Regions from separate parts of the Homo sapiens genome. Here region 2 is linked to region 1. Evidence: read pairs that join two places in POLR2A ChIA-PET (ENCODE). Cell type or tissue: B cell. All regions are shown on one strand. Links, peaks and the distances in the headings refer to the core of each region. The heading gives the core; the rest is flanking DNA.

Region 1 (14,924 bases), core at 8,215-13,214:
TCTGAAGGGTTTAAGAGGTCTGGCGCAGGCTCATGCCCGTAATCCCAGTACTTTGCGAGGCCGAGGCAGGAAGATCGCTTGAGCCCAGGAGTTTGAGACCTGAACCAATGTATACTTTTCATGTACTGATTTATGATTTTACCTACAATTCCTGTCTTCCTAAAATGCATAAAACCAAACTGTAACCCAATCGTCTTGGGCACACTTTCTCAGGACCTCTTGAGACTGTTTCTTGGGCCATGGTCACTCATGTTGACTCAGAATAAGCCTGGGCAACAAAAGGAGACCTCCATCTCTACAAAAAGCTACAAAAATTACCCGGGTGTGGTGGCATATGCCTGTTGTCCCAACTACTAGGTGGGCGGATCACTTGAACCCAGGAGACTGAGGCTGCAATGAGCTATGATAGCTCCACTGCACTGCACCCTGGGTGACAGAGCAAGACCTTGTCTCAAAAAAAGTTAATTAGAAATAAAAATAATTAAAAGGTTTCAAGAGCAGGCATTATGGGCAGCAACCCAAGCTGGAGTCAAAGCCCCAGATTCTGTCCCCTGAAATACCTGAGGAATCCACCTGGCTGCCTCAGTTTCCCAAACAGCATATAGGGTCATCTGGATGTGAGCAGCGAACAGTCACCAAGACAAATTCTGGACTTGAATGAAACCATTAGTGAGTCCTTAGCCCCCATTTCCATGCTCCAGAGGCTGCAGGACCACAGCAGACTCAGAGTCCTGGAGACACAGCCCCGTCAGCCCCTACTCATCTGCTCAGGGAGCTAAGACCACATGGGAGAGGTTCACCGGCTTGCTCAGGGAGGCTCACACCCAGATCCAGTCAGCCAGCCGAGGACACAGTCTATTTGGACAGAAAGAGGTTGTCAGCTCCCCTTCTGGGACCATCTACCTCTAAGGCAGAAAAATCAATCTGCTATAGATTAAAACAAAATCAATCTTGAGGGAGAACAGAGACTTGTTAATTTATATTAATATATAATAAGAATGAGGGGAAGCATGGGAGAGGGTGAGGGATAAAAGACTACACATTTGGTACAGTGTACACTGCTTGGGTGACGGGTGCATCAGAATCTCAGAAATCACCACTAAAGAACTTACTCGTATAACTAAAAACCACCTGTACCCCAAAAACTACTGAAATAAAAATAAAAATAAAGTATTTGCCAAACCAAAAAAAAAAAAAAGAATAAGAACAGCTAATATTTACAGAGCATCAACTATGTGGAAGGTGATGTTCATTATCTATTTACCTTATTTAATCCTTCAGACAAACCTAGGAATGGGCCCATTAAGGTTCATTTTACAGACAAGGAAATAGAGGATCAGAGAAGTTAAGTAGGCACCTCAGAGTCACACAGCTGGGAAGTGGAAGAGCTACGGTTTGAATCTGAATCTGCCCACCACTAGAGTTCATGGGTTTAACTACTGCATTACTGAATTTCAAGATGAATCCAACTCCCGGGGAGTTGGTTCACTGGACAACTAAGGAAGTGCAGACCTCATGCTATACATCCAGCCAGTAAAGAGAAAGAAAGCTATTTAAACTCATTGGCAATAAAAGAACTAGGTTTTACACCAGGCGTGGTGGCTCACTCCTGTAATCCCAGCACTTTGGGAGGCGAAGGCGGGAAGATCACTTGAGCCCAGGAGTTCCAGACCATCATGGGCAACATGGCGAAACCCTGTCTTTACTAAAAAAAAAAAAAAAAAAAAAAAACAAAAATTAGCCAGGCATGGTGGCAGCACCTGTAGTCCCAGCTACTTGGGAGGCTAAGGTGGGAGGATCACTTGAGCCCAGGAGGTCGGGGCTGCAATAAGCTGTGATTGCTCCAGTGCACTCCAGTGTGGGCGACAGAGTGAGACCCTATCTCAAAAAAAAAAAAAAAGAAAAAGAAAAGAAAGATATGTTTTAAATAATTACCTCTGAGCCTATTAGCAAAACATTATTTCGGCCGGGCACGGTGGCTCACGCCTGTAATCCTAGCACTTTCGGAGGCCGAGGCGGGCAGATCACGAGTTCAGGAGATGGAGACTATCCTGGCTAACACGGTGAAACCCAATCTCTACTAAAAATACAAAAAATTAGCCGGGCGTGGTGGCGTGAGCCTGTGGTCCCAGCTACTTGGGAGGCTGAGGCAGGAGAATCACTTGAACCCGGGAGGCGGAGCTTGCAGTGAGTCGAGATTGCGCCACTGCACTCCAGCCTGGACCACAGAGTGAGCCTCCATCTCAAAAAAAAAAAAAAATTCTTTCAATATTATTCAATGCTGGCAAGGATGTTATGAAACTATTATATGTCACTGGGATAAATTGGTCACCCAGGCTGGAGTTCAATGGTGTGATCATCACCCTTGGCAACCTTGAATTCCTGGGCTCAAGCAATCCTCTCGCCTCAGCCTCCCAAGTAGCTGGGATTACAGGTGCATGCCACTGTGCCCAGCTAATTTTTAAAAACAATTTTTGGCTGGGCGCAGTGGCTCATGCCTGTAATGCTAGCACTTTGGGAGGCAGAGGCGAGCAGATTACCTGAGCTCAGGAGTTCGAGACCAGCTTGGAAAACATGGTGAAACCCCGTATCTACTAAAATACAAAAAATTAGCCAGGCATGGCGGTGTACGCCTGTAGTCCCAGCTACAGGAGGCTGAGGCAGGAGAATCACTAGAACCCAGGAGGCAGAGGTTGCAGTGAGCCGAGATCATGCCACTGCACTCCAGCCAGGGCAACAGAGCGAGACTCCATCTCTGAAAAAAAAAAAAAAATAGCAGGCATGGTGGCGCAAGCCTGTAATCCCAGCTACTGGGGAGGCTGAGGCAGAATTGCCTGAACCCGGGAGGCAGAGGTTGCAGTAAGCCAAGATCGCACCACTGCACTCCAGCTTGGGCGACAGAGCGAGACTCTGCCTCAAAAAATAAATAAGTAAATAAAAATTAAAAAAGAATTTTGTAGAGATGGGGGAGGGTCTCACTATGTTGCCCAGGTTGGTCTCGAATTCAGGTGTGAGCCACTACACCTGACCTCAAGCATTTATTTCTACTGATTTCAAGACAAAGCTTAACTCTTTCAACGAGTTGCCAATCAGAAAATCTTTGAATACGGCCAGGCATGGTGGCTCATACCTGTAATCCCAGCACTTGGGAGGCCAGGGCAGGTGGTTCACTTGAGCTCAGGAGTTCAAGACCAGCCTGGCCAACATAGTAAAACCCTGTCTCTACAAAAATACAAAAATTAGCCTGGTGGGTGCCTGTAATCCCTGCCACTCAAGAGGCTGAGGCAGGAGAATCACTTGAACCTGGGGGGGCAGAGGTTGCAGTGAGCCGAGATTGCACCACTGTACTCCAGCCTCGGTGACAGAGTGAGACTCCACCTCAAAAAAAAAAAAAAAAAAAAAAAAAAAAAAAGACCGGGCGCGGTGGCTCATGCCTGTAATCCTAGCACTTTGGGAGGCTGAGGTGGGTGGATCAACTGAGGTCAGGAGTTCGAGACCAGCCTGGCCAACATGGTGAAACCCCATCTCTGCTAAAAATACAAAAAATTAGCAGGGTATGATGGCGGGCGCCTGTAATCCCAGCTACTCTGGAGGCTGAGGCAGGAGAATCGCTTGAAGCCAGGAGAAGGAGGTTGCAGTGAGCCAAGATTGTGCCATTGCACTCCAGCCTGGGCAAAAGAGCAAAACTCTGCGTCAAAAAACAAAAACAAAAACAAAAATTAGCTGGGCATGGTGGTGGGCAGCTGTAGTCCCAGCTACTTGGGAGGCTGAGGCAGAAGAATAGCTTGAACCCAGGAGGCGGAGGTCGCAGTGAGTGGAGATCGCACCACTGCACTCCAGCCTGGGTGACAGAGTGAGACTCCGTCTTGGGGGACAAAAAAAAAGAATGAAAGGGTTTATAGGATGACGAAAGCTGAAATGTTTAAACAGAAAGAAGTCTCCTTTACCTAAATATTTTATGAGAATGGATATAATATCTGGCTGCGGAATATTTCCCCTGCCTACTATTGGAAACCAGGAAGCGTGTAAATCCCCTCCTCAAGCAGTATTAATTGGACATGTCAATGTCCACACCAAGCCCACACAGTGTAGAATAGAAGCTGCAGTGCCGGCATGTACTGGCATGAGCGAATTCTGTTCCACAGCCCTGTGCGGAATGTAAACCAGAGCTACGGCAAGAGCTTGTGAGCGCTCCCCATCTCTACCAAAATACAAAAAATTAGCCGGGCATGGCGGCGTGCGCCTGTAGTAGGGGAGGGTGAACTGGCACCCAAATCTCCCAGAGATGAGGTAACTACTGGGGCTTTGGAGTAGAGCATTTCCTCTTGAGAGGCATTTACTACCTTGCCATGGGACATTCACCAAAGCTACCCCTATGATGGATATGACTGAAGAACATGAAATTACTTTTTCAGGTTTTTTTTTTTTTTTTTTTTTTGACAGGCTGTCACTCTGTTACCCAGGCTAAAATGCATTAGTGCGATCACGGCTCACTGCAGCCTTGACCTCCAGGGCTCAGGCAATCCTCCTGCCTCAGCCTCCCAAGTAGCTGGAATCACAGGTGCACACCACCACACCCAGCTAACTGTTTTTATTTTTTGTAGGACAGGGTCTCCCTTACGTTGCCTAGGCTGGTCTCAAACTCCTGGGCTCTAGCAATCTTCCCATCTTGGCCTCCCAGTGTGCTAGGATCACAGGTGTGAGCCACTGCACCCAGCTAGGACATAAAATAATCTTAAGACTGAAATACCCAGGACATCTCAGGTGATGTCAAGGAAACACTCTAACAGGGATGACAATGCCCAGAAGAGTTCCCTAATAAAACAGAAATCATTTATACACGATGGCATTACCTGGGGAAGGCAAGGAGGAGATACTCACATGAGCAGGGATCCTCTTTTCCCCTAGGACTGACTCTGGCACTATGATGAGCAGCTGGATTCTGTAGCGCCCAACAAACAACTCTCCCTGACCAAACGAGAGCTGCTGGGGTGGTGGCTAGCAGTTCCAAGGTGAACAATGCCTCGTTTGCAAAGATGCCAATCTGATCAAAGATGGTAAAAACAAATCAGCTCTAAGGGTCGAATTGCATGCTGTTTTCCCAGCAGTGATGGGAGACTTGAACAGTGGTAAAACCCCCTGTATCTGTGCAGGGCTTTGGGTGCCAGTTCACCCTCCCCTTGTGGGTGGTGGTCAACAGCCTGGCCATACATTTAGACAGGAGGGCAATGCAAACCTGACCTATTAAACGGATATTTCTTTGGGACACAGCCCTATAGAAAATGAGGGTAGGCTGGGTGCAGTGGTTCACGCCTGTAATCCCAGTACTTTGGGAGGCCAAGGCAGGTGGATCACCTGAGGCCAGGAGTTTGAGACCAGCCTGGGCAACATGGTGAAACCCTGTCTCTACTAAAAATACACAAATTAGCCGAGCATGGTGATGTCTGCCTGTAGTCCCAGCTACTTGGGAGGCTGAGGCAGGAGAATCACTTGAACCCGGGAGGTGGAGGTTGCAGTGAGCTGAGATATGCCACTGCGCTCCAGCCTGGGCGACAGAGTGAGACTCCGTCTCAAAAAAAAAAAAAAAAAAGAAAGAAAGAAAAAGAAAAAGAAAGAAAGAAAACGAGGGGTGCATTGAAGTCGGACCTCTTCATCAATGATAGACTGGATTAAGAAAATGTGGCACATATACACCATGGAATACTATGCAGCCATAAAAAAGGATGAGTTCATGTGCTTTGTAGGGACATGGATGAAGCTGGAAACCATCATTCTCAGCAAACTATCGCAAGGACAAAAAACCAAACACTGCAGGTTCTCACTCATAGGTGGGAATTGAACAATGAGAACACTTGGACACAGGAAGGGGAACATCACACACCAGGGCCTGTTTTGGGATGGGGGGAGGGGGGAGGGAGACCATTAGGAGATATACCTAATGTAAATAACGAGTTAATGGGTGCAGCACACCAACATGGCACATGTATACATATGTAACAAACCTGCACGTTGTGCACATGTACCCTAGAACTTAAAGTATAATAAAAAAATATTAAAAAAATAAAAATAAAAAAATAAAGTAAATAAAGTCAGACCTCTTAATGCCCACCAGAAGAGCCTTCTAGGTTTGGAAGGTGACAGGAATCAACAGGTAGATATCAACAGGTAGATATCCCACATGCTCCCTTGAGATGGCCATCTGGGTCCGTGAAATGAGGGGATACGGGCCCCACAGCGGTGCAGAGATGGGCTGGATCTAGCATGTTCCTCCGCACCCTCTCGGGCACATAATGCCAGGAAGAACTGTCCTGTGTGCCAGTGAGAGAGACAGACACTGCACAGGGCTGTGGGGTAGCTTCCCTGGTGGGAGGCCCTGAACATGGCTGGCAAGTGAAACTGAGGCTGGTAGCCCTGGGGACTACGACTGGGTCTTGAATAGACGCTGACTTGGAGTGGGCTTTGCTTACCCAGTGGAAAGTGCAAATGCTCAGAGCGCCAGAGCCAAACCAGAACAGAAGACACCGTGTGGGTTTGGATGGCTGTCATTTCTTCAGACCACAGAACACGCTGTACAGCCCATAATGTCCAGCTATGGGCTGGACAGAGAGACAGCCTCCGCAGAGCAATAGTTTGATAAAGAAATGGAACCGCTGCCAGGTGCAGTGGCTCACGCCTGTCATCCCAGCACTTCGGGAGGCCAAGGCAGGTGGATCACCTGAGGTCAGGAGTTCGAGATCAGCCTGGCCAACATGGTGAAACCCCGTCTCTACTAAAAATACAAAAATTAGCCAGGCGTGGTGGCATGCACCTGTAATCCCAGCTGCTTAGATGGCTGAGACAGGAGAATTGCTAGGACGCGGGAGGTAGAGATGGCAGTGAGCCGAGATCTTGCCACTTCACTCCAGCCTGGGAAAAAGAGCGAGATGCTGTCTCAAAAAAAAAAGAAGAAAGAAAAAAGTAATGGAACCGCTCTTCACTTTTGTGGCCATCACCGAAGCCGGAGTGGCCAAAATGAAGTTCAATACCTTCGTGACTTAGAACCACAGCAAGAACCACAAAAGGCATTTCTATGCACCTTCCCATATTCGCAGGAAGAGAGATTGTCTTTCCCTCTTTCCAAAGAGCTGAGGCAGAAGCCTAAGTTCAGGTTGTGTGAGGACACCACAGAGGCCAGCAAACCAGCAAAGCGGGTCCAGGTTTAAAGGAAGAAATACGTCATCTACACTGAACGAGTGCAGGGGGAAAAGTCTAATGGCACGACTGTCCACGCTGGCATTCATCCCAGCCAGGCTGTTATCATTAGGCTAACACTGGACAATGACCACAAAAAGATCCGTGAATGGGCCAGGCGTGGTAGCTCACGCCTGTAATCCCAGCACTTTGGAAGGCCAAGACAAGAGGATCTCTTGAGCTCAGGAGTTCGAGACCAGCCTGGGCAACATAGCAAGACCTTGTCTCTCAAAAAAAAAAAATTTGAGATCGAGTCTCGCTCTGTCGCCCAGGTTGGAGTGCAGTGGCATGATCTCGGCTCACTGCAACCTCCGCCTCCCTGGTTAAGGGTTCAAGTGATTTTCCTGCCTCAGCCTCCTGAGTAACTAGGACTACAGGCATGCACCACCATGTCCGGCTAACTTTTTTTTTTTTGAGACAGAGTCTCACTCTGTCACCCAGGCTGGAGTGCAGTGGTGCAATCTCGGCTCACTGCAAGCTCCGCCGCCTGGGTCCACACCATTGTCCTGCCTCAGCCTCCCAAGTAGCTGGGACTACAGGTGCCCACCACCAAGCTCGGCTAATTTTTTGTATTTTTAATAGAGACAGGGTTTCACCGTGTTAGCCAGGATGGTCTCGATCTCTTAACCTCGTGATCCGTCCGCCTCGGCCTCCCAAAGTGCTGGGATTACAGGCGTGAGCCACCGCGCCCGGCCAATTTTTGTATTTTTTTGTAGAGACGGGGTTTCGCCATGTTGGCCATGCTGGTCTCAAACTCCTGATCCTAAGTGATCCACCCGCCTTGGCCTCCAAAAGTGCTGGGATTACAGGTGTGAGCCACCACACCCGGCCTCTACTAAAAAAAATGTTTTAAATGAGCCAGGGGTGGTAGCATGCACCTACAGTCCCGGCTACTCCAGAGGCTAAGGCAGGAGGATCACTTGAGCCCATATAGTCGAGGCTGCAGTGAGCTGTGATTGCACCACTGCACTCTAGCCTGGGCAACAGAATGAGACCCTATAAGGAAAAAGAAAAGAAAAGAAAAATCCTTGGCTGGGTACAGTGGCTCAGGCCTGTAATCCCAGCACTTTGGGAGGCCGAGGCGAGTAGATCACCTGAGGTCAGTAATTAGAGACCAGCCTGGCCAACATGATGAAACCCCATCTCTACTAAAAATACAAAAATTAGCTGGGCGTGGCCGGGCACGGTGGCTCAGGTCTGTAATCCCAGCACTTTGGGAGACTGAGGCAGGTGGATCACTTGAGGTCAAGAGTTCGAGACCAGCCTGTCCAACACGATGAAACCCCATCTCTACTAAAAATACACAAATTATCTGGGCGTGGTGGCGCATGCCTGTAATCCCAGCTACTCTGGAGGCTGAGGCAGGAGAATCGCTTGAACCCGGGAGGCGGAGGTTGCAGTGAGCCGAGATCACACCGTTGCACTCCAGCCTGGGCGACAGAGCAAGACTCTGTCTCAAAAAAAAAAAAAAGAAAGAAAAAAGAAAGCAAGAACAAATCCTTGAATGGAAAGCCAAATCTCACCATGTAGGAAATGAAAGGGGAAAATACAAGGAAGAAATAATTAACAAGATGCAAGAATAAAGTCATTTTATATACAAATGTTCCTTAAAACTGCTAAAGTGGAAAAAAAAACCCAAAAAAGTAGAACTGGCGACTGAAAGGCTGGCTGTCTGAAGTGGGGAGACAAAGGCATGAAGGGGTGGCTCAGCTGCCTTCCCGAGTGTGTGCCCACGCTCAGCCTGGGAGGCACCAAGGAGTATCCCCATGTGCTATTCCTCTGTTTTCCCGGTGGATCTGGGCAAGAAGGGTGGGAAGGACGATGGTATGACTATAATTCTTGCTAAGACTGGTATAATGACTGTAATTTTTTCTTGCTTCCCAATAGCAGCTCAATGGCACTTACACTGCCACTAAAAAGGATGCGTAGGTTATGAAGCAATGTGGAAAACTGTTAATGAGCCAATGTTAAGTGAAAAAAAGCAAACTACAAAAGCACATGCCTAGCTGCTCAAAAAAATTAAAAATTGGATTACCATATGATCCAGCAATTTGGGTATATACCTGAGAGAACTGAAGGCAGGGACTTCAACAGGTCTCTGTCCACCCATGTTCACAACGCAGCATTATTCACAAAAGCCATAGAGTGGGAGCAACAGAAGTGTCCATCGGGTGAATGGAACGAAAGAACATGGTCCTGGCCAGGCGCGGTGGCTCACGCCTATAATCCCAGCACTTTGGGAGGCCGAGCGAGCAGATCGCTTTAGGTCAGGAGTTTGAGACCAGCCTGACCAACATGGTGAAAGCCCGTCTGCTGAAAGTACAAAACTAGCTGGGCGTGGTGGCACATGCCTGTAATCCCAGCTACTTGGGAGGCTGAGGCAGGAGAATCACTTAAACCTGGGAGGCGGAGGTTGTGGTGAGCCAAGATCGCGCCATTGCACTCCAGCCTGGGCAACAAGAGCAAAAATCCGTCTCAAAAAAATACAAAAATTAGCCAGGTGTGGTGGTGCGTACCTGTAATTCCAGCTACTCAGGAGGCCGAGACAGGAGAATTGCTTGAATCAGGGAGGTGGAGGTTGCAGTGAGGCTGAGATCATGCCACTGCACTCTAGCCTGGGTGACAGAGCAAGACACTGTCTCAAAAAAAGAAAAGAATGTAGTACCTACACACAGTGGAATGTCCAGCCTTAAAAAATGAAAGAAATTCTGATACATACCCCCACACGGATTAAGCTTCAAGAAACATGCTAAATTAATGAAGCCAGTAATAAAAAGACAAATACTGTAGGATTCCACTCATGTGCAGTACCTAGAGTTGTCAAAAGCACAGAGACAGCAGAATGGCTGCCAGGGCTGGGAGGAGAGGGGAGTTAGTGTTTAAGGGGAAAAGAATTTCAATTTTGCAACATGAAAAAAATGCCTGAGGGTGGGCGGTGGTGACGGTTGCACAATAGTGTAAATCCCACAGAACTGCGCTCTTAGAAATGCTTAAGATGGTAAATTTTATGTTATGTATATTTTACAATTAAAACATGAAAATTAAGATAAAAAGCATATGCCTACTAATTACGACTAAATTATTTTTTATTTTAAGTGCTGGGGTACATGTGCAGGACGTGCAGGTTTGTTGCATAGGTAAACGTGTGCTACGGTGGTTTGCTGTACCTATCAACCCATCACCTAGGTATTAAGCCCCGCGTGCATTAGCTATTTATCCTGATGCTCTCCCACCCCCTACCCCACCCTCACAAGCCCCAGTGTGTGTTGTTCCCCTCCCTGTGTCCATGTGTTCTCATAATTACAACTAAGTTAAAATGCACATCCAAAAGAAGTTAATGGAAAGGATACCCAAATGGGCAACCGCTGTGTTGGGCTAGAGGGATGATGATACATGACTTCTGTTTCTAATCCACTCCACACCAGCTCCTTTGCAGACACTGCATGGATTGCTATGTGCCTGGCACTTTACACAGGATAATATACAAAATCCTCAAGACTAACAGGTAGGTATTGCTGTCTCAGTGTTACAACTGGACTCTGAGGTTCTGATGGGTTAAGTGACTTGCCCAAGGTCACCCAGCAGATAAAAAGTGGCTTGGTGGCCAGGCCCAGCACTTTGGGAGGCCGAGGCAGGTAGATCACCTGAGGTCAGGAGTTTGAGACCAGCCTGGCCAATATGGCGAAACCCTGTCTCTACTAAAAATACAAAAATTAGCCAGGTATAGTGGCATGTGCCTGTAATCTCAGCTACTCGGGAGGCTGAGGCAGGAGAATCTCCTGAACCTTGGAGGCAGAGGTTGCAGTGAGCCAAGATCCCACCACTGCACTCCAGCCTGGGTGACACAGGGAGACTCTGCCTCACCAAAAAAAAAAAAAAAAAAAAAAATGTGGCTGGGAAAAAACCCAGTTCAGCTGACTCCAAAGACAGTACATTTTCTCCCACGTGGCAATCCCCCTAAAACCACCACCTCACCCAGCCCCACCCTCACCTGGACATAAATGACTTTTTTTTTTTTTTTTTTGAGACAGGGTCTCGCTCTGTCACGCAGGCTAGAGTGCAGTGTTGCAACCATAGCTCACTGCAGCCTTAAACTCCTGGACTCAAGTAATCCTCCCACCTCAGTCTTCCACATAGCTGGGGCTACAGGCGTGCATCACAAGGCCCAGCTAATTTATTTTTATTTTTTGCAGAGATGGGGGTCTTACTATGTTGCCCAGGCTGGTCTCAAACTCCTGGGCTCAAGTGATCCTCCTTCCTTAGCTTCCCAAAGCATTAGGAATACAAGCATGAACCACCATGCCCAGCCATAAATGGTTTTCCAAAGTTTCAAAAACAAGGCTGATTATGCTTCTCTATTGATAAGAAAGCACTTCTTCCAGATTTCATGACCAACATAGAAAAGAGCAATGCCCCCACTGTGGCTGATGCAAGGGGGGGGCCCAGCCCTTCCAGAGAGCCCTGGAGCACCTCACCCAATCATTCTCCCATGTCCTTATCCACCCCTCCTACAAACTTCAATGATTAATGGGGCTCCCCAAACCCCTCCCAGTGCCACCAGCCCCATACCATGTCCTGGGGTAAGAGGTGGGAACAGAGCAGTGTCTGTGTCACCATCTGAGCCCTCCCCCCACCTCTGCCCAACAGATGAAATTTCAAAATGTGAGGGGCTGTGTGACCTCAGAGAGAGAGAGAGTAGCCCTGGGCTGGGAATGGGCTGCGGAGGGCAGGGACTGTTGTTGAAGATAAAGAGGGAGGAGTTTGTTGGGGAGGGAAAGTAAGAGAAGCATTTCTCCTCCTGAGCTCCAGAAGTTTTCTGCTCCTGGGACCCCAGGAGGTTGGGGGTGAGGTGGGGACTGCCAGTTCATAAAAGTTGGGGAACGGAAAGCAGGAAGGAGGCTGGGGTCAATGGTCCAGCAGAGACCACCAGGGACTCTGACATCTTTGCCTAAAGTCACCCAGGGGAAAGTGGCAGAACAGGGCGGCTTCCCTGCAAAGATAACCGCACTTCCCACCGTCCCCAGAAAATACAGAAAGACATTCCTGTTTATCTGTAAGCGGGCTGATTGGTGGCCCCCACAAAGATAGGTCTTAACCCCCAGGACCTGGACATTATCTGGAAAAATAATAATGTGGAAAATGGGTCTTTGCAGATGTAAGTAAGTTAAGGATCTTGAAATGATTTCTATCTGAATTATCTGAGGGAGCCCTAAATCCAACAAGAAGTGTCCTTAAAAGAGACAGACGGAGACCCAGACACACGGAGGAGATGCCCTTGTGAAGACGGAGGCAGAGACTGGAGTGATGCAGCCACAGGCCAAGATACGCTGGAGCCCCCAGAAGGAAGAGCAAAGCAGGATTCTCCCCCTACAGCCCCCAGAGGGAGCGAGGCCTTGCTGATGCCTTAATTTTTAACTTCTGGCCTCCAGAACTGTGAGAGAATACATTTTTTTTTTTTTTTTTTTTTGAGATGGAGTCTCGCTCTGTCACCCAGGCTGGAGTGCAGTGGCACAATCTCAGCTCACTACAACCTCTGCCTCCTGGGTTCAAGTAATTCTCCTGTCTCAGCCTCCCGAATAGCTGGGACTACAGGCACGTGCCACCACGCCTGGCTAATTTTTGAATTTTTAGTAGAGACGGGGCTTCACCATGTTGGCCAGGCTGGTCTTGAACTCCTGACCTCAGGTGATCCACCCGCCTCAGCCTCCCAAAGTGCTGGGATTACAGGCGTGAGCTATCACACCCGGCCCATTGCTGTTGTTTTCTTTTAGTGACAGGATCTCGCAATGTTGCCCAAGTTGTAGTGCCATGGCTACTCACAGGCTCAATCATGGCTCACTGCAGCCTCAAACTCCTGGGCACAAGTGATCCTCCCACCTCAGCCTCCCAAGTAGCTGAAACTATAAGCATGCACGTTTCTGTTTTAAGCCACAAAGTTTGAGGTCATTTGTTACAGCAACCACAGGAGGTTAACACTGGTTGAGCATCCCAAATCTGAAATCTACAACGTTCCAAAATCCAAAATTTTTGAGTGCCATCATGATCAAATACAAAGCTCCTTGGAGCATTTCAGATGTCAGATATTTGGATTTGGAATGGTCAGTTGGTAAGCATATAATGCAAATATTCCAAAATCCAAACTCCACCCCATTTCTGGTCCCAAGCATTTTGGATAAGGGATACTTAACCCGTACAGCATCCCTCCAGGACCAAAAATCCCAAATAGGTCTATCCCTTTCTGCATCTCCTCCTCCCCCACCCTACTCCTGGCACCGCCCACTCTTCCGGCATTTTCTCTAAGTGGAAGCAATTTCCCCCAATATGAGTGAAACAGAAGCCAACCGAAATACCACTTTGGAAATGCCACACCCTTCACTCTGATCACTCCCCCTGTGCTCAGAATGTAATAGGAAGGCCGCGCATGGTGGCTCACGCCTTTAATCCTAGCGCTCTGGGAGGCCAAGGTGGGCAGATCACCTAAGGTCAGGAGTTCGAGACCAGCCTGGCCAACATGGCAAAACACCGTCACTGCTAAAAATACTAAAAATAGCTGGCCATAGTGGCGCACATCTGTAATTCCAGCTACTCAGGAGGCTGAGGTGGGAGAATCGCTTGAACCTGGAGGCAGAGGTTGCAGTGGGCCGAGATCACACCATTGCACTCCAGCCTGGGCGACAAAGCGAGACTCCGTCTCAAAAAAAAAAAAAAAAAAGAAGAAAAAAGAAAGAAAGTAATAGGAAAAGGGACCCATTTCCAGGAGCCCTGACCCTTATCCGAGGTGGTAAGGTTGTGACTTCTGGGGAGGGAGGGGAGTTTCACGCATATCCAGCCAGTGCAGCTGGAAGGGGAACTTTCACAGGCCCTAGGGACTGTGCTGGCCCTCAGGGAGGGGAGAATGGCCGTTATTTTGGTAGGACCCACAGCAAGTCACAGTGTTTAGCTGCAATAAAAAAGGGGGGGGGGCGGGGGGTTCCTGGGTTTTTTATTTTTTCCATCTTGAAACTGGCAGCATTTCTGCTATGATTGCCGGGGATTTCCACCAACCAAACTAAAGACAACTCAGTCTTAGCGTTAACTGTAGGGAGAGAGGTGGCGTTTTGCCACCTTCGCTATTTATGAAACACTGTCACCGGTACCAAGATGACAATATTTTCCTCCCTTTCAAACAAGCCAGGCTCTGCCATCCTCCAGTGGATAGGGCCCTTCCTTGTCTCCTCCATCCCGGGGTACTGCTTCTAGACCATCTTCTCTAACAGCTTTGCTGAAAAACACACTTGTCCCCTGGGGAGTAGCTGAAGCCACCCTCCTGGCTGAAAGAGCTTTTTTTTCTTTTTTTTTTTTTTGAAATGTAGTCTCACTCTGTTGCCCAGGCTGGAGTGCAGTGGCACAATCTCAGCACACTGCAACCTCCACCTCCCGGATTGAAGCGATTCTCCTGCCTCCACCTCCCAAGTAGCTGGGATTACAGGTGCTCATCACCACGCCCAGCTAATTTTTTTTTTTTGCATTTTTCGTAGAGACAGATATTCACCATGTTGGCCAAGATGGTCTTGAACTCCTGACCTCAAGTGATCCGCCCACCTCGGCCTCCCAAAGTGCTGGAATTACAGGCGTGAGCCACCGCGCCCAGCCTGAAAGAGCCTTCTGAAGGTCCCACGTTAAGGAAACATTTGCTGGGGCCCCAAACCCCACCA
Region 2 (14,924 bases), core at 4,865-9,864, 1.3 Mb after region 1:
TGAGAGGCCCTGGGGGTTAGAGCTTCAACGTAGGAATTTGAGGGAGGACACAGTTCAGCCAATACAGTTGCATAAAGACAGCTGCAGTCTCTCCCCTTCCTTCCTGGAGCTTCTTTGCTAGAGGGCTCTGGTTGCACGTTTACACAAGAGCACAGAGAAGCCAGGGCCTGGTTTGCAGGCTTGCCTGAATTTTTCTAAGATGTTTGCCTTAGGTGAAGTCCAAAATTCAGGTGAAAGAGATGAGACATTTCACATCTTGAAGAGGGTACGGTACTGTACTTGTGTTTTTGTGCTTTGAAGTGTAATTTTTGTTTCCGCTCCTTTTATTAAAGGTAATGCAGTGAGAAAATTAAGTACCCTTTCTTTTCCTTTCTTTGTATTGAGCAATTTTAAAATTCAACTTGCAGAAATGGATTATACATGATAATTTGCTGTGCATCCATAAAAACCATAAAATATAAGAGAAGTGTTGTTAGAGTAGCTGTTCCCATTTCCTGGCAGTCATTACATGCTTCCAATACAAAAACATTTTTCTCCTAACTATCTTTTCTGAGCTCAAAAATGGATTTCCCTCCAGCCCCTGTCATTCAATTATCACCTCGGGAAATGCACAGATATAACTGATGATCCCTTTCAAACGTCCTGCGGCAGGCCTCGCTCTCTCATCCTTCATCGTTCGTCCCGCTCCCGTCATTAAACGTTACATTGCCGATGTATATTTTATAAGGTGACCCTGACGGATGTCACTTTGATGCTGTGCAGGGATAATAAGATTGCACATATAATGAAAGGCCAATAAATAGAAAAATGTTTACGAGATAGAGAATGGTAGTTTTAACAGTTTTATGGCTTTCGTTTTTTCTTTCGTCTCCTCCCCCTTTGCTGGTAGAAAACATCAAGAAAGGTGAGGTGGCGATAGAACCAACGGCAGTGAAATCCCACTTGCCCTGTTTCTGAACTCTAATAAAATGAATTCAGGAAATAATGAAGTGTTCAGCTTGTGGGAAAGAAAAGTGATGTCAACAAATGAATTCTTAGGGTTTGGGAGGCTCTACCGAGAAAACAAGATTTTTCTGGTATTAGCATTATTACACTTAAAATATTTACATCCTATATTTAAACAAACAGTTCAGTAAAACAAGAAATAAACCTCCAAGAGGTTTAGAAATACAAGCCTCCAAGGGGGCCCTTGTGTGTGTGGGTTCCATGTAAGTGAAATTGTGTTGGAACTGCCCAGGGCTTCCAGGCCAGAGGCCGGGGTGATTCCCCTCATGTCGTGGGAGTCTTTCAGTTCAGCCTGAGCTTTAGACTGTTTTGCAGTGGCCTCAATCTTTGCCTTCAAATGAGTGGTTTCCAAATCTGTTATTTATTTATTTTTAAATTATTTTAATTACTATTATTTTTTAATTAAGTTGAAGTTAGGCCACTGTCAGTGCTTCCTCACTCAGCAGCTTTATTTACAAACAAACAAGGAAACCAATAGTTATCTATTGCTTGATCAATGAATATAATTTTTTTTAATAGATCTGCTTGCAGTGGGTAGCAACAAGGTCATAGAGGTTCAGCAGACCCACCCTGGGATCCCTCCAACACCTGTACGGTTTTGAGCCGCAGTTCAGAACCACTGATTTAAATAGATACTTCTAGCTGGAAGCAGTTTGGAAAGATGCTTTGTATAGTAGGTGTATGCAAACATCTTTTTTTGGGCAGAGCCCGTATCTCTTTAGGGACTCTACCTTATCTAGACTCAGGCATCACTGCTTTTGGATCAAGAGGCAGGTGAAGGCCACTTATTGGCACATTTCTGGGACATATGTTGCCTAGAGCCAAAAGTAGGCCAGAGGGCTTCTCCTGTATCAGAAGCTGGTGGGTGGTGTGAGGTATGGTAAGTAGGTAGTGAGGTGGGGAGGGTTCATGGTTGTAGGCTCCCAGCGTCTGTCTCATGTCGTCATAGAGGTTGTTCTTGGTATAGGAAGCAGAAAGCGTTTCTATAGACATGTGCATAATTCTAAATCTTCACTCATGGCTACCAAATGTGCTTCTGATTTGTGTGCCCCTGAAGTTGCTTCAAGCAGGTGCAGTTCTGTAGTCCATGGGTGCTGGGATGGGGGCTCTACCCTGAGCTGGGAAGGCTGGCATCCTGTTATTACCAGGAGGCACAGGGATATTTTGTGCTCCTCAGCCATAACTGCGAAGGTCCAGGTATGAAGATTAAGATGCTATTGCGTTGAACTCCAGAGATTCCAGAGATCAAAGATAGCCCAAATTTGCCCCCCTCACTTAAAAAAATCTAGATGGCTATTTCCTCTTAGTGCTTTAAACCATGATGGTCAAACGTTTTAGAGCAGCAGCACAGCAGAGTCTAAGGTTAAGGGCGTTAGACTTCATTGAAACTGAGCTTGGCCACATGGCTTCATCTCACTGTGCTTCAGTTGCCTCATTTGTAAAGCAGGGAAAATGAAGGTTTATCTATTTGGGAGTCTGTGAAGATAAAATATAAATAAAGATGAAGATAAAGTATATGTAAAAGATAAATATATATTAAGATATAAAAAGATATGGCTTAGCTTAGTTATTGTAGATTTCATAGTAAAATGTTGTTTGCTTGTTTGTAAATAAAGCTGCTGAGTGAGGATGCATTTTCAGTGGCTGCTGAGTGAGGAAGCATTTTCAGTGGCTGCTGAGTGAGGAAACATTTTCAGTGGCTGCTGAGTGAGGAAGCATTTTCAGTGGCTGCTGAGTGAGGAAGCATTTTCAGTGGCTGCTGAGTGAGGAAACATTTTCAGTGGCTGCTGAGTGAGGAAGCATTTTCAGTGGCTGCTGAGTGAGGAAGCATTTTCAGTGGCTGCTGAGCGAGGAAGCATTTTCAGTGGCTGCTGAGCGAGGAAGCATTTTCAGTGGCTGCTGAGCGAGGAAGCATTTTCAGTGGCTGCTGAGTGAGGAAGCATTTTCAGTGGCTTCCTAAGCCACCATTCCATGATACTCACCTTCAGAGCAGCCACTTCCAAACATCGGCATGTGGATTGCGTTTTCACTGGCCCATAAGAAATAAATGTAGCCATTTTTCCTAACAGTAAATGTAATCAAAGAACTTTTTCTGTTTACTTTTTTGGAGATAAAATGTCATTTCTTTTACAAAATAATGATGAGATCAGGAGGCAGTTACTTCTAATGACCTTACATGGCAAAATAAGAAAGTGGCAATTCGGTATCCATTTCTCAAAAGTTTTATCCTTTTAATTTCAGGTGAATTTTAATTCTCCAGAAATAATCATTTCATCAGATGTTTACTGAATACTTATTCAAGATGTTGTCTTAGACCTGTGGGGTACTCACAGATGAGATAGCACGTACTTTGGCAAGTTGGGTGGGCCCATGTATGGTTACAGCACAGGGAAGCCTGTCTGTGCCAGCACAGAGGCGGGAATGAAAAGATGTAGGAGTGAAACCTGTATGATGCCATCCAGTGGTGGGGGAGTGAAGTGAAGGGAAGGCTTCATGGAGAAGAAGGCAGCAAATGTGATGAATTGAGTCCTGAGTGATGAGGAGGACTACAGGGCCTGGACAGAGGAGGAGGTGGGGGTGGTATGGGGCTCAGGGGCTCACCCAGCAGGCAGGAGAGTGCTGAGGAACAGAAAACTGGCCATTGTGTTTGACATAAGCCAAAGGCCGTGAGGCGGGGGAATATGGTAGAAAGGAATATGGTAGAAAAGTCTTCCGGTAACACAGAGAAAGTCTCAGAAGAAGTAGTCAAGCAGCTGGGCCTTTGTTCCTTAGGCCCTGAGGAACCTTTGACCGTTTGGAGAAGAAGTGGCAAGGTACTAGCGGGGCTTTGGGAAGACTCACCTGGTCTGTGTGCAGCATGGGAGGGCCGGCCCAGGGAAGAGCTGTGGCAGGACCTCAGGTCCAGACGTCTGAGTGGAGGTGTGGGGCCAGGGTGGGATTAGCAAATGGCTGAGTTCATCCACCAGAACAACACAGAGCTTAGGAAATCTCATTACAGTGTTCAGTGTTGGCAGAAATCTTGAGCTATTGCAGTTCCTTTGCACTGTACAAATGGAGTGGTAAATGTAGTGGTAAAAAAAAAATTTTTTTTAACTGATTTTTTAAAATGTTATAAAAAGGTGCCTGGGTAAGGAACATCTTCATGAGTGTCTTAGACTGGCCCCACCTATTTACAAGTTAAAGCCACAAGACCTTCACGTACTTCCCTCCTTTCCCTTTGCCTTTCCCCAGAAGAGGATCTGGAGGTGGCACCGAGGGACTGCCTTGCCTGGAGGCAGCTGCCTCCTCACTGTGGGCTTCCTCGTGGGTGGCGGTTTAGATCAGAGCCCTTCGGCCTCTTGAACGTAGGAGGCTGAGATTTCAGAATTCCACTTCTCTGCGTGTGCCTTCAAGCAGATCATCATTCTCCCTGCTGCACTCAGAGACCACAGAGGTGATATTTAACGATTAGCAGCAGAGCCCGCTGACAGTGCCAGGCTCCTTTAGGGATTAGAGGATTCGGTTGGTTAACAAAAGAAGGAGCCCAGGAGAACAGTGCTTTAATTACCAGAGTTGTTACTGGAAGACAACCGGTTGCCTCCTGGAAAAAGATCTGTAGAAGGTGGCTGCTCCTGAATATCGCTGCTGGTTCTGCCCAGTGCCCGGCTTCTCACCTCAGATGTTCTGAACAGTTGTCAGATCCAGCCCTTGAATCGTTGGGGAGGGAAAGGAAAGAATGACTCGCATAGGATTCCATGCCAGGAAATGTTCCTGACTGCACTCGGCAGCAGCGTTGGAGCACTCCAGTTAGGGCAGCTCTTCAGGGGACAGCGTCGCATGCAGACTTCCTGGGACCGGCTCTCAGGGCCACAGCTCTTTCCTCATGGCCTGGGTCACTCTCTGGGCCCGGGTTTAGGAAGCAGCTCTACACCATGCTTCTTTCTCCCTCTCTGCCCTACATAATTTGAGGCCTTGTTTTTTATTATTTGTTGCTTGCTGGGATTTCTCCCTGAAAAAACATACCTTAAAAAAAAGTTTTAGATCTCTCCACTTCAGTAAGGAAGGGGTGGATTTCTTCATCCCCTTTACGTGGACCACCAAAGAAGGAGCCAGATGCTCACTGTGGGGCATTTTTTCAAACAAAAGTTTAAGCAGGGGAACAACATTCTGACTCTAATTGCACATTAGCACCGAGAGTTAAGGCATTGTGTAGAGATTATTTAGCTGCTCCTTCTGTATTCATGTTAAAATATTTGTTTAGCCATAGGAACAGATAATCTTGTGTCTTAAAGAATTAAAATGATTTCTTCTAAATGCTTACTTCTAAGACTCTGCGATGGGGTCAGGTGCGTACAAGGATGTGCACTCAGCAGCCCTGCCCCTGTTGGCTCCTGTCCCATCACGTAACTACAGTCTGCTCAGCTGACAGTGGTAGGTGGGCTTCGAAGACCTGTGAAATAGCTTCGGAAAGAAATTGTGTTTATAATCCTGTTATCCATGAGAAGCTTCCAGGCCTGCCTCCTCATCCCCCTTCTCTCCGACTGCCCCCTCCTTTTTAGTGGGCGATGCATGGCCCAGAAAGGGTGCCCATTGGAAACTTCGTTTGTGAAAAAGAAAGGAGCTGCAGCTGACCCTCACTAGTGGCACAAGGCCAGAGCCTGGGCATATGTGACGTTGCAGGGATCTGGTTTAGATGCCTGCCTGCCTGTATCTCCCCTCTGTCTGCATGGGCAAGGAGGCAGGAAACTGGTGTTCCAGGGCCTTCCTTAACATAGCCGTAAGGCCAGCAGTCCTCATCATTCTTTGCTGTTGGTCGTAAAACTGTGTTGTGACAGTGGAAGATTCTCACTGTTCTCTGTGAACTGAATCGAAAGGGGGTGCGCATACGGTTATTTACAAAGGACTGAGTCCTTCTTTGGCTTAATTTAAAACACACACACACACACACACACACACACACACACACGACCTGATGGTAGGTGGCAGGCTGCAGACACCCTGGATACCGTGTGTGGGAGTCTCCAGACCTCATCTTCTATTGCACTCCCTCCCCTTCCTCAGGGGAGTGTCCAGACTTCTTGGGTGATGTGGTAATAATGATATAATTACCAAAAAAAGTGGGACTCAATCTTGGGTGTACCCTTATGCTTCTAATATGGGACAGCAGAAACCATTGATTTAACCTTCTCCTGCCTCCATGTCAGCTTCTCAGAGGATCCTGTCTGAGCAGTTCATGCTGGGCTCGGGCAGAAGAGAAGCTGGGCCCCATACTGTTTGAAACAGGCATGCTTGCTACGAGTGAGCCTTTTATAGTCAAAATGCTTCCAGTGCCTTCTTCTTCAACAATCTCTTCTACTCTTTCACTCCCCCATGCCCCTAAAGAGAGAGAAGACATGTGGCTTATCACAGGACAGGTTACAGGTTCTCTTCCCGTAGCATTCCACTGCCTGTGGGAAATTAAATAGCAGTTGTGTTGGTGGATAGTGTTTAGTTTACCAAATGCGCACAGGTAAGTTGGCCTGTTGGAAAGCCTGGGAGGAGACCCTGCTCACATCTGTGCACACATGCACATACACAGGGGCACCCACTTGGCCCCTGGGTCGGGTTGCCTATCACTTACCCAAGATAAAGCAGAACTGGGCCTGGCCAGAACAGCAGAACCAGTATTAATACCTGAAATGGGTACAGGCAGCCTCTAGGAGGTAGGCAGCCCCGGCCCCTGTTGCTCCAGCCCAGATTGCCCAGGCGGCGGAGGGAGCTCTTAAAGACCTGTGCTGATGTCTTACGTTGTGTCTGTGTGAACTTGATAGACTTGCAGCCTAACCCTGGAGGGGGCAGAAATAAAGTGGTGGCTGAGGAGGAGAAAGTGGCCTGAGCCCAGCAGGCCCCTGGATGGCAGGAGCGGCTGCCGCTGAGCTGTCCCTCCGCTAGGCCCAGAGTCAGCTGACTCTGCATCCTTAGCTTTTTCCTTCTCTCCTAAGGCCCTTCACCCAGATTGCCTGGTGCCAAGCAGCTTACTACTTCTTCCCTCTCTCTTCCATGTGTGGCACTCCCTTCCCCTTGTTTTTCTTTTTGTGGGAAATTAAAGGAACCTAATGGTGCTTATTTTCCTAACTCCATCTTAGTGTATAGCCTGGAAAGACACCTCTGCTGGGAAGAGACTCCTAAGTCCAGGAGCCAAGCTCCTGTCATTGCCAAAGGCTTTTTGCATATGACCTGTGGGAAAAATTTAGCCCCCCCACCGCCAAAAGAAAAAGGAAAGGAGAGAGAATCTGCTAAATATAGCCCAATGGATTTGAGCACTTCTCTTGGCAAGAGCTGCAGCCGGGAACACTGTCAGTTGGAGATGACTTCGCCCTCTTCCTTTCCCATTTCTGCCCAGGCACTAAACCAGTTGAGTTCCTCATGCTGTGTGCAATTATAGCACCGAGACATAAGATATGTTGACTGTGAGACCTTGTTGTGAGATGAGGTGAGAGCATCAGGAGCAAAATGATCATTATAGGCCATTCATGTCGACAACATTTTATACCTCTGTGTTTGCTTGCAGGCAAAATCAGGAGCTAATTTGCAAGGCTGCCTTTGTGGAGCTGCCTTTTGATTAATGATTGCCTGTGTTAATGTTTCAGTAAGCTATTGATTTCTGCAACAGCTTTTGTTCCCTGAATTTATGTGCAGCGGGTCTCTGCAGCACACACTATGCATGTTTGATTAAAGTTCAATTGACTTCATTCCTGGCGAGGCCTCTAGCTGCTTCACTCCCTATTTGTAGAACCAGAGCTTTCCCCGACATGTTCTTTTGTTTGTGCTCAAGACCTTGCCACCCATGCAGTCACCAATATGCCATTTCCGATCCTAGACTCGCTTCATTCCAGTGTTGAATCCCTTGATAGGCATAACAGTGGTTGAGAGGCAGCTAATAAAACCCGGCCTGGATTTGTTGTTGTTTTTCTTCAGCTTTATTGACGTAACCTGCCATATATGGTATGAATACCGTAAAAATGCACCCACTTTAAGTACACAGTTTCATGAGTTTTGACCACTGTATACATTTGTGTCAGTGACACCACATTCAACTTACAGAGCATTTTCATCACCCTGGAGTGCTTACCTGAGTTCTTTTAGTTTCTTGTCCCCCACCCTCCAGGCTCTCGGCAACCGCTAGTTTGGTTTTTGTGATCTCTGGGAAGGACTCACGCAGCACCCACCGTCCCTGTCTGCCTGCTTTCATGCAGCATGGTGTTGCTGCATGTGTCGGTGGTCTGTGCCTTTTAATTGCCAAGTTGTAGTCCAGTGAATGTGGGGATACCATTATTTGTTTATCCATTCTCCTGCTTGTGGGCATTTAGGTTGTTTCCAGTTTGGACTGTTAAGAATAGTTTCTGGCTGGGCACGGTGGCTCACACCTGTAATCCCAGCACTTTGGGAGGCCGAGGCAGGCAAATAACGAGGTCAGGAGATCGAGACCATCCTGGCAAACACAGTGAAACCCCGTCTCTACTAAAAATACAAAAAAAATTAGCCGGGCTGGTGGCGGGCTCCTGTAGTCCCAGCTACTCGGGAGGCCGAGGCAGGAGAATGGCGTGAACCCGGGAGGCGGAGCTTGCAGTGAGCCGAGATCGTGCCACTGCACTCCAGCCTGGGAGACAGAGCAAGACTCCGTCTCAAAAAAATATATATATATAGAATAGTTTCTATGAATGTATCCGTGAAAGTCTGTGTGTGAGAATTTTTTTTTTCTTTTGGGTAAATAAGAGAAGAATTGCTGGGTTGTTTGGTAGATATCGTGGTTTGAGCATTCTGTATTTCCACCAGCAGTGGATGACAGTTCTGGTCACCCTGTCACCTTCCTGAATTGTAAGTTTACCGTTCTTACCACCTGTGACTTCACTGCTGTGGAGGACAGTCCTTCCTGCCTGGTCATTTTCTTTTCTTCTTTTTTTTTTTTTTTTTTTTTTTTTTTTTAGTAAAAGGCGAAAGATTTATTCGATTTGAAGAGAAACCAGTTGCCTGGTCATTTTCATCCTTGGCACTCAGATGGTGAAATCTGTTCTGGACTACTTCTTCTTTAAGTGTCAACAAAAAGTTGATGTTGATTTCAATGTTAGATTTCTTTCTTTTGGGTCTTGATTTTTTTCACTTGTTGGCAGAGATCAGTGAAGCCAGGAGCAAAGGTTTGAAAGTTAAGCCTTTTTTCTGTCTGGCATGGGGCAGTTTCTTACCTCACTGAACTCTGGCTTCTTGTTTTTAAGTGTTCTTTTATTTTTTTTAAAGAGATGGCCTCTCGCCCTGTCCCCCAGGCTGGAGTGCGGTGGCACATTTGTAGCTCACTGCAGCCTCAGCCTCCTGGGCTCAAGTGATCCTCTTGTCTCAGCTTCCTGAATAGCTGGTATTATTACAGGCACACACCAGCACACTGGGCTAATTTTTTAAACTTTTTTGTAGAGATTGGGCCTGTAGGGCCCAGGCTTGTCTTAAGCTCCTGGCCTCAAGCAATCCTCCTGCCTTGATCTCCCAAGTAGCTGGGACTGCCGGTGCACACCACCATGCCCAGATAATTTTTTTTTTTTTTGAGGTGGGGGACTAAATCTCACTATGTTGCCCAGGCTGGTCTTGAACTCCTGGCCTCAAGTGATCCTCCTGCCTCAGCCTCCCAAAGTACTGGTATTACAGGCGTAAACTGCTGCGCCTGGCTTCTTCCCTTAACCTGGGATCTGCAGGTTACTATCTTTTAAAGCCATTTCAAAACATATATATTTGATAAATAGAAATAATTGATTATAACTGTGTGTAGCAATATTGCATTATAGACAAATGCTATTTAGAAAAGTCAGGTTGCTGCTTTTTAACAGCCTTCAGGTAAGACTTGAAGGCATGGCAGAGGCTCAGGTACCACCTTCTCACTCGATTTTTCTCTCCCGTTTTTGGTCCCTTTTGTCTCGTATAGCTTTGCATTTCTTCTTACATCCCAAGCTTTTTTTTTTTTTTTTCTTTTTCTTTGAGACAGAGTCTCACTCTGTCGCCCAGGCTGGAGTGCAGTGGCACGATCTCGGCTCACTGCAAGCTCCGCTTCCCGGGTTCACGCCATTCTCCTGTCTCAGACTCCCGAGTAGCTGGAAATACAGGCATCTGCCACCAGGCCCAGCTAATTTTTTGTATTTTTTTTAGTAGAGACAGGGTTTCACCATGTTAGCCAGGATGGTCTCAATCTCCTGACCTCAGGTGATCCGCCTGCCTCAGCCTCCCAAAGTGCTAGGATTACAGGCGTGAGCCACCGCACCTGGCCACATCCCAAGCTTTTATCATTCAGTAGCCCCTAAAATGACTTGGACTGAGGAAGTAGAAGGAACCACTGTGAGTTTTTTCTCATTCTTCTTTCAAGCTCTGGAATTTGAGCTGTGACTTATCACAGCACCAGTTGCCCTTTTGAGCTCATGAAGCATGACCTTGGACAGAGCATTTGGAGTGTGACTGCTCCCTGCCTTGATTTCTCTTCCATATTTTCTCAGAGGAAAACCAGACACAAGTCAGCGTTTATGTCAGCAGTGATCTTGTAACCCCCTAGTGGGATTTACGAATCTTTTCCGTCTAGCCAACACCCAAGGATCAGTATAGATAAATGCATTTCCAAGTCTGGAAAGCAGGAAGTGAAAAGAGCTAGGAGGTTCACAGATCATGACCTTAGGGGCCAGGATGCTCATGCCCGCTGGGACAGTTGTAGCTCGCATTCCTAGACTAGCATGGGGGAGAGGAGCCAGTCAGAAATTCCAATGGCAGTATCTGCATTTCTCCTTATCATTCAGTTACCATCTCATGGAACCGAGGGGTGGGCACATGCACATACGTGTAGGGACATGAGTGTGCTTGTCCCGAGATGGCTCCCTGGCCCTGCTGGCCTGGGGTTATGCTTCATCTGCTAGGTATTGGTGATCAGGAGTAATTTGTTAAGTGTTAAGTGCTTGGGGAGGTTGAGACACGTCCAGTGCTCCAGGAGATACATGTGATGGGCTTTATAGGCCAGTCAGCCCTCCTTCAAGGCATTCCAGCCCTCCTTTAGGGACCGCAGCCGTGGTCCCACTTCTTACAAAAATGCCCAGGCATAAGATGCAGCTGTGGGCAGTCAAGTACTCAAGGCACGGCATCCCCTGCCTTGCGGAAGCCACCCCACCACCTAAAATCTGCCCACCTCTCTTGTCACTGTGTTCTGAGGCCATTTCCTCTGGGGGTGTTTTGGATGAAATCTGGTCTGATGGGTGAGTTTGTCATGTGGCAGCTACATGTCTTTGTTTGGTTTGTCTATTTTAGTCCTTCCAACACTAGTCTTTCCATCCCCCTCTCTCACTTTCCCCTCTCTCTTTTTGCCTCCTCCATTCACAAGACAGTGTTTGATGAGACAAAGTGAGGGTGCAGGTACCTCCAAGACAACTCCCAGCATCTAGTCGCCAAGCTAATAGACTTTCTACAGTGTTGATTTAATTAGAGGGAAACCAAGTGATCTGTGCTCTCTCACTTGGCTGTGTTTGTTTTTTGGGTTTTTTTTTTTTGTTTTTTTTTTTTGTTTTTTTTTTTCAGTTCTAGGTAAAGAGACTTTATCTTGGGATGTTTAAGAAATCGTCTTTTGTGTGTAGGGTGAGATGGCAGCCTGCAGCGCCCTGAGGGCTGGGGGTGCCCAAAGTGCCCTTTCTTTAAAAAGCTTACATTTGCTATATTTCCAAAAAGGTATCTTGCTTTTGTTTCTGCTGGGCCATGAAAAGAAGCCTGACCTTGTGGTGTGTGATATTTCACCTTTGCATCAGCACCACTGTGTGTCTGTCCTCTTGTAGTCTTTCTTTGCCAAGCCCAGTCCTTGCCTCTGGACGTCGTGCCGGCATGTCAGATGTGGGCCTTCAGATGGAGCCAGGTGGAGGCTGTGGAGCAGTTTCCTGAGCATGCGGTCTCTGTTCTTCCCCACCTTCTGTTTGGCCCTGGTTCCTCACCACCTGGGCAGTTTGCTTTGGTTGGTTGGTTGTTTCTGGGGGAGTCTAACTGGCCGGGCATTTCCTTCTCACACCTGTGTGATTTCACTGGCATTACTGTAAAGAAAGCATCGTTGTGTTCACACACATGCACAGACTCACGTGCACACACAGCTAGAATGTAAGCTCCTCGTGGGCAGGAATCTTCTCTCCTTTTCGTCCATTGTGGATGATGTGTACCTCCCATGTGTACAACAGCGGTGGGGTCTGACATAGCAGACACCCAACAAGTACTTGTTCTTGGTGTCTGGAAGTCAAGCTGTGCTGGGCTGAGGAGGCGGGCCCCATTCATGCAGTCCACGGGCAGCTCAGTGGCTGTTTCTTGGGCAAGCCCAGTTCCTCTCCCAACTCCAGGAGCGACTGGTCTTTATTCTCATCTCTGGCACAGCTGTTAAACACCCAGCTTTCCACTGTGGCAGAGAGGGTGCGTGGGGCACGGAAAAGCCCCAGGCCCTCCCCCACAGTCAGCCCTTCTCTTCTGCAGGGGGAGCTGATCACCTTCTATTACTATTGGAAGAAGACCCCCGAAGCAGCCAGCTCCCGAGCCCATCGTAGGCACCGCAGGCAGGCCGTGTTCAGGAGGATTAAGACTCGCACCGCGTCCACACCCGTCAACACACCCTCCAGACCCCCGTCCAGTGAATTCTGTGAGTAGGGGTCTTGGCATCACAGTGGGCGGAGGGGAGACTGTTCACGGGCAGCCTGTCCCACTCTGGGCCCGTAGGAGCTGATGGCTCCGGGAAGCATGAGGGGGTGTGCACCCGTGCTCCAGTGCATGTGTGAAGCCTGACCTAAACATAGACCGATGGTGGGGGCGGGGAGCAGGACAAGGATTCAGGAGGGAGACTTTAAAACATTATTTGTACATTTAAATATTTCTCATAAACTCAACATCATCTTAGGTTTTTACAAAAAATACACGTCTTGGCCTGGGATGTTTTTGGCCTTGTCCTGGGAAGGTTTTCCATTTGACAGATGATGTACTTGATGTCCTGCTTGAATTCTCATTGCACTTTTGGTTGTAAGAAGATCAGATTAACACTTTCTTCTTTTTCCTCCTGCTTCACCAAGATCCTCTTTTTGGTCCCAGTATGATGTACAATCTAATGATGCTGGAGCCCACACCTTCTCACCCCTAAAAAACTGGGGTGTAGCAAAAGTGCCTTATAGCTCTGTCCTGGCCCGGGACGCTGAACCTGAGGGGCGCCGGTGTTGCGCATGCAGGCGACTAGAAATCACCTAGCAGGACGGGTTGGGGGCGCTCGGTGAAGTTGGAATTTCTCAGGATTGCCTGGGCGTATTAGGGAGGGAGGCAGCATGGACGCGCTTGTCCCAGTTCAGACTCACCCGTTACGGGCATCAGTGGCAGGGCAGGCCCTTGGGTATGGCGCCTCACACACAGGCCCTCTGTCCTGGTGACTGACACTGAGGAGCTCGAAGTGGTCCTTTGCAGACACTGTCCTACCTCAGCCTGTGCACCCAGCCGCTCTGACTGGTGGCCAGAACCTGCAGTAGGCCAGAGGTCACAGGTGTTCCCCCCTCCCCCCCACCCCACCGGCCCAGCCTTGGCTGAGCATGATGGTGTCTCCCCCACCCCCACTATGTGCCTGCCACGCCCAGTGGACCTAAGTTCAGCCAGTGAAGATGACTTCGACAGTGAGGACAGTGAGCAGGAGCTGAAGGGGTACGCCTGCCGCCACTGCTTCACCACCAGTAAGTGGCCTCGTCACGCTCCTGGGGCGGGGCGGGGGCACAAGCACTTCCATGTTCTGAACATTTCATGCATCCAGCTGGAAACCTGCCAGGGACAGTACTTGATTTGACATTTGCATTGTGCTTCGGGATTCGAGAAAGTTAGAAATGTTTAGTTTACTTTACTCCTCTGCTTGGCAGTCGGTATGGAATACTGACTGGTAGGCAGGACAGATTGAGTGGGATTGGGGGGTTGACACTGTAGTTCCCAGGAGCTTGCTGCCAGCTTTTCCTGGGCACCCCAAGTTGAAGTGGGCAGCAGATGCCCCTGAAACCCTCTCCTGGCCTTGGGGGAGCAGGGCAGCACTAGCCCTGGGGTGTTGGGGCCCAGGGCTGCATGGTGCTGGTGGCATCAGGTTTGGGTAGAGCCCACAGAAGGGCCCCTCTGCCCAGACATCCCCAGGGAGAGGGATGGTTTCCAAGGTTGGCCCCCACCACTTCCCTCACACAGCCTCCAAAGATTGGCACCACGGAGGCCGGGAGAACATCCTGCTTTGCACCGACTGTCGCATCCACTTCAAGAAATACGGTGAGCTCCCGCCCATTGAGAAGCCCGTGGACCCGCCACCGTTTATGTTCAAACCCGTCAAGGAAGAGGATGATGGGCTCAGTGGGAAGCATAGCATGAGGACACGGCGGAGTCGGGGCTCGGTGAGTCCCCTGGGGCCATGGGGCTCCTGGCAACTTCTTCAGTTTCCTGGGATGTGTGGGGGCTTGAGCCTCCCAGGGGGAGGAAGCGAAAGTCTTGTTTACCAGACAAAGTCCTGGAGGGGAGCTGCTTTGCCCGAGGCGGTAGCTTGCCTGTGGGCTGGGAAGAGTTCTCTGTTCTCTCCTTCGAGGGGCCCCAGGGTGGCATCCTGCTCTGGGTTTTGTAGCAAGCTCTTAGCTTCTGGCTCAGTGCAGGCTCTCCAAGGCCCCTCTTGCTCTCCAAGGCTGCTGCTTGTGGTGTCACTTCCATTGTATCAAATCTCTGCTATTTTAAACTTGCAGGCTCTTTTGTGTTAGTGTGTTTGTGATTTTTTTTAAATGTTTGATCCCGTTTTGGAAACTTCCGATACATTTTTCTGCTCACTGCATAGCTCCTCCCATAAAGAGACTTTGTTTCCTAGGTTGGAAATGTGCCAGGGACTTTGGGAGAGGCTTTTTCCAGGTTTGGGGCTGAGGGTACTGACA

What was found. Peaks named below come from ENCODE experiments on the same cell type or tissue, not always from the same donor. Only the 100,000 strongest peaks of a DNase experiment are listed, where the experiment ranks them.
Region 2: POLR2A ChIA-PET joins it to region 1 with 13 read pairs; 2 of 35 experiments call an interaction of 5 or more read pairs at or near these places.

The regions. Positions count from the first base shown.
Region 1 is chr1:9,654,716-9,669,639 of GRCh38, reverse strand. The region is part of intron 1 of PIK3CD (phosphatidylinositol-4,5-bisphosphate 3-kinase catalytic subunit delta); the gene reads right to left. It also overlaps the pseudogene RPL26P7. Among named protein-coding and RNA genes, the nearest start is that of PIK3CD-AS1, 7.6 kb to the right of the region's middle. In B cell, for the core only: no CTCF peak of the experiment used is centred there; a DNase peak (open chromatin) is centred at 11,249; H3K4me3 peaks cover 172 bases; H3K27ac peaks cover 4,382 bases.
Region 2 is chr1:8,363,534-8,378,457 of GRCh38, reverse strand. It overlaps RERE (arginine-glutamic acid dipeptide repeats), which reads left to right. Exons shown (of 23, transcript NM_001042681.2): 13 at 12,484-12,646; 14 at 13,620-13,712; 15 at 14,203-14,402. Among named protein-coding and RNA genes, the nearest start is that of SLC45A1, 53 kb to the right of the region's middle. RefSeq lists enhancers at 4,095-4,787, 7,909-8,897, 10,501-11,001, 12,827-13,797 and silencers at 4,655-4,949, 10,949-11,118. In B cell, for the core only: no CTCF peak of the experiment used is centred there; no DNase peak of the experiment used is centred there; H3K27ac peaks cover 586 bases.